Linked DNA regions of Homo sapiens: region 2 is linked to region 1. A link is an interaction called in ENCODE POLR2A ChIA-PET data of the cell type or tissue named here. Cell type or tissue: GM12878. All regions are shown on one strand. Region 1 overlaps PDE8B (phosphodiesterase 8B). Region 2 overlaps PDE8B (phosphodiesterase 8B).

Region 1 (2,500 bases):
AACAAATGAAGCTATTTTAGTGGTCAGTGGTAGTCACTATCCCTTCACCAAATCACCTCCCCATTCCTGATACCAAGTCACCCTTTCATCAGGTTTGGTTTTCTTTTTTTTTTTTAACCTGTTAAATGAAGATAATCACTAAGCTAATTTTCAACATGAAAATGCAAACTGTTCTGTAAGGAAATCTCTTCAAGGAATCTGTTCATTGGTATGTGCTTCAGAAAACATCTTATTGTAATCTCAGACTAAACAATTTCCCAATCAACTTATAGACAACTTATTGGCTCACTAAAGACACTGCCCTCACCTGAACTCTTTATTCTAACTGCTCTTGTAAGCAATCTCTTGTAATCACTTCGCATACCATAACCTTATGAAAGTTGACTTAATTACTACCCATTGTCTGGGGATTGGGTCAACATGATGACTGAAGAGGCTTGTGAGAAACACGCACTGATTAGGATCAAGAGCAGGGAACAACCCAAGAGAGCTGGTGAGAGTTGGGACAGAGGGCAGCAGCTTCAAGCCAGGCAGCACGCTGGAGCTTCAGCTCTGGAAGAGAAACTGGTTCCTGCTGACATCTGCAAGGGTGGGGCACTCACAACAGCCCCCTTCCAGCACAGGGAGGGAGCTACAAACCCCAAAATAAGGCAGACCTCTCACTTCAACCCATTGTGCAATGCAATGTTTTCCACCCTTTTTTTTTTTTTTTTGAGATGGAGTCTCGCTCTGTCACCCAGGCTGGAGTGCAGTGGCACCATCTTGGCTTACTGCGACCTCCGCCTCCCAGGTTCAAGCAATTCTCCTGCCTCAGCCTCCTTAGTAGCTGGTATTACAGGTGCCCGCCACCATACATGGCTAATTTTTTTTTATTTTTAGTAGAGATGGGGTTTCCCCGCCTTAGCCAGGATGGTCTTGATCTCCTGACCTCTTGATCCACCCACCTTGGCCTCCCAAAGTGCTGGGATTACAGGCGTGAGCCACCATGCCTGGCCTCTTGCTATTTTTAAGAGTGGTACTAAACCTCCAGGAAGTAAGAAGTGGTGAATGAGTCACTCAACTGAGCAACAAATAAGCCTTAACACAGGGAAATGCATCATGTGGGCTCAAAGGATATAGAATGAATCAAATTCTATTGTTAACATCCAAAAACTCACAATGAGTATATAAATTTGGATGTTTGGAACAAAAATCTTGAAGATGAATCTGACAAGTTTTCAAAAGCTCAGTTCAACACCTAATAATATTCATAATTTGTTGAATGAAATTCTCCAGAAAAAAAAAAACAGATTCAAGAAATAATAAGCCCCATGCTGCATTCTTTGGGGCTGAAGGCAGGGGCCCACCAACATGAAGAATTATAAGAGCAGAAAAAGACATACAGTTGATTCTCTTTATGCAAGGTAGTTATGTTTTATCAAGTCACCCCAAACACTGAATTCATAAATATTGAATCATTGCTCCTAGGAGAAATACAGGGTTAGATTCCTGTGAGCCTCTGGTCACAGGAGGTATTCTCTTCAACTGATCAATACTTAACTGTGCTCTATGTTGGTTTCTGTTTAAAGATGCCACATTAAATATATATAGTGCTGATTAACCACCATGGGACTCATGGACAACAGCACCATGACTCATGCCTGAATGAAGCTCGTCTAACACATGTGCTTTCTTCAAAAGGCACATCACAGCCTTCTTTCCCCTAGGAATAGACAGCGCTTCAGCACTATGGCTGGGGGGCCATTTTAAGCCATGAAATCACCAATGAAGAGCACAAAAAATGTGAAAAACTTGGCACATTTCTGAGCCATGTGTGAGAAAAGGACACATTTATAGTATTAGAGCTAAAATAGGAAGGCAGAACATCCCCTTGTTCGATCTCAGCTGGGAACATTCACATAGGAGGATTCAAATTTTTTTTACCACTTTCACATATCCACAAATGACCACAAAAGTCCTGCAAGTATTGATGTTGGGATTAGACATAAACAAACATTAGCAAGTAGGTAAATTCTCAAATACAGAATGTGCAAAAAATGAGGATCGACTGTACTTCCCTTTCACCACAATGCCGCTGAACAGCTGGGTGCCCCAAGGCACTTGGCCATCCCTATCATGCTAGGGTGAGCACCCCTTTTTTCCTGAGCAGCGCAGTCAGGCAGCTCTCTGAAAGGTTTTAGGATCAGGACACTTCTCTCTTCAGTTTCAGAGAAAGTACTCTCACCTGCTCACTAGAAAAGATGTGGAAATGAAGGAACTATTCTGCATCTACACATCTTGATCAAGGACAACTTGAAGAACGTGCAATTTAGACTTCAGCCCATTTTATATGAAGGATATTTAATATTGAAATAAATGTCTGTTTATCAAACATTTTGCCTTTTCTTATTTAATTCTGAAAGAATACCCAAAGAACATTCTTACGCTTCCCTAGCATGACAAACATAGGATAACCCCAGATGGTCAAGAGCCCAGAGAGGGAAGGTACTATGTAGTAGGG
Region 2 (2,500 bases), 110 kb before region 1:
CCACTGCTTGGGAAGCTTCCCAGTCCACAGTCTTTCCTCTGCCTATTTGTCTTCCAGATCTTAGCTCAAACACGATTTCCAAGGGAACCCTTCCCGGATATTTCCTGCCCATCCTACTCCCTTATAAGGTCAAGCCCTTCTGTTACATGCTATCAATGGACTTTCCCCTTATTGTATTTATAACAGTTCATAAATCAGTACTTATTTGAATAATGTCTATCTATAAGTTCTGTGTAGGCAGGGGTTATGTCTCACTTGATTACCTTTGTATACCCAGTGCTAACACAGTACCTGGCGTATAAAAGCTAATATAAAATGAATCCATAAGAGATTGAGATTGACCAGGCTGTTTGCCTCATAGCTCTGGTGAAAACACTGTTATTAATAATTTGGCCATTATATATTTTACTTAATAGTTATGTCTCTAAAAATACTAATTTACAGTGTTTCACGGTAAAATGCTGAGAGAAATGTCCATTTAAAATACATCCATGGGCTCAGATAGTGCCAAATCTGACAGGCAAAGAGTTGTTGTGAAGGTGAGAAATGGAGGCCAAATATCTAAATGCACCTTTGTCCCTAACTTGGTTCCTTGAGCTTCTGACAGAGTCTGTTACTTTTCTTGTTGTATTCAATGGAATGGTACAAATGGTAGATGTTATTTTAAAAACAAAAAGATTGTTCATATTCTTACACACATTTGCAATGAAACAGGAAGTGATTTTTAAATGTTTCTTGATTTTATATAGAAGAATGCAGGTTTTGATGGAAGAAATTTTTGATCCACTTTTTCAAACTCAGAATTATATTGTTTTGTTTTTGTCTCATCCTCCATTCCCCTGAATGTTATGGAAAGGGGTAAAAAACCTGGTTAAGATGAACAAAAGTACTATTCACTTAAATAATCACTGTAGCTTTAAACGTTGACTTATTAAGCACTTTTAAGACTGAACATTCTTGATCTGCAACTTCACGACAGAACTGAATGCTTTCATGTTTGTGACAAGACTGCTTTGATGAATTGGAGTCTGAATGCTGGATAAAGAGATGTGATCGCAGGAACTGAGTCATTTGAGACCCTCCCTTCATTTACATGTAATGAAATGACAGTGTGAGTGGTATAGTACAGAACGTCTTTGATCATCTTTACTCAAAAAACTTTGATGAGTATTTTCTTGAAATTAAAAGGATCTGATGCATAGATCAAAGATCTTTTCTATTTTCAAAAACCACTTGAAGATTCACTTCTCAAAATCCGCACCCAAGCAGCTCCTAAACACCGGAACAAAACACCTCTTGCAACACTCTGGGCCCCTGTCCTCAGTGACTGCCTTTACATAGCTCTCAAAGCCACCCACAAGCTGTTGCCATTTGTTTTCATGTATTCCAAGTTCTCCAAATGCTGTAGCACCAAGACAGAAAAGAAATATACATGGGTGCTGATTCTGATACTTGGTATCATACCACTTCAGTACATTTTATGAGTCTAACAGACTAAGTGCAACAGCATCTCTCCCCTTTTATCTTAATGGTAATTTAAAATGTTATTTATATCAAAGCAACATGCATTGGTTTGATATAGATGAAACTGCATATGAATTTCTAGGATTACACAAGATTAAAAAGAAAAATCCCAAGCTGTTTTTTTCCCCCAGATCATTTTCTGCATGCCAGACAAGCAGAGATTTATCTTCTTCTGCTGTTAGATATATTTTCTTTGAAAAATTTTAAGCATCATTTTCCTGTGCAATGCCAGGTCTACATCTTCAGATATTATACTGTCCCTTGGTCATAACTTCTCTTAGCTCCCAGTACTTGTGCCCACTGGCTCTACATTCTACACATATTTGCAAGAGCCTTTACAGAGAAGTACTGTCATTGTTTAGCCCAGTGATAATCATTTATGTGTCCTTATCTCACAGAAAAACACTTAATGCAAGCTACTATTCAGGCTTAAATGTTTTATCTTTTTTCTCTTGTCTAGTTTCTCTCTAATGTCTTTCAAATATCTACAATGTAAGAACCACCACACTTCATAACTTGGCCAATACTGAGTTTTCTAGTATGGAAAGATGATATATTTGTAGTTTTCAAACTTATGCATGAATCAAAATCACCTGAAGGGCTTGTTAAAACCAACTGATAGGCCCCATCCCCAGAGTTGCTGACTCAGTAGGTCTGGGTGGGGCCAAGCATTTGGATCTAAGAGTTCTCAGGTGAGGCTGAGACTTTAGTTCTGGGGCCCACCCCATTAACACATTAAGCCTTTGTATTTAAGGTGTGCTCAGTGTACCGGCGGCATTGGCAACACCTGAAGCTTGTTAGAACTACTGACTCGCAAGCTCTCTGACTACTGAATTGGAATCTACATTTTGCCATTTAATCTCCAGGTGATTCAATTACACACTACAGTTTGAGAAACACCAATAAAGTGAAAAGACCATAGGTTTTGAGAAAAGATCTTTGGTACATGCCCTTTTTTTTTTTTTTTTTTTTTTTT

The links. Peaks named below come from ENCODE experiments on the same cell type or tissue, not always from the same donor. Only the 100,000 strongest peaks of a DNase experiment are listed, where the experiment ranks them.
Region 2: POLR2A ChIA-PET joins it to region 1 with 7 read pairs; 2 of 35 experiments call an interaction of 5 or more read pairs at or near these places.

Annotation. Positions count from the first base shown.
Region 1 is chr5:77,265,653-77,268,152 of GRCh38, reverse strand. The region is part of intron 1 of PDE8B (phosphodiesterase 8B); the gene reads right to left. Among named protein-coding and RNA genes, the nearest start is that of PDE8B, 56 kb to the right of the region's middle. In GM12878, no CTCF peak of the experiment used is centred here; no DNase peak of the experiment used is centred here.
Region 2 is chr5:77,378,461-77,380,960 of GRCh38, reverse strand. The region is part of intron 10 of PDE8B (phosphodiesterase 8B); the gene reads right to left. Among named protein-coding and RNA genes, the nearest start is that of WDR41, 110 kb to the left of the region's middle. In GM12878, no CTCF peak of the experiment used is centred here; a DNase peak (open chromatin) is centred at 1,130; H3K27ac peaks cover 324 bases.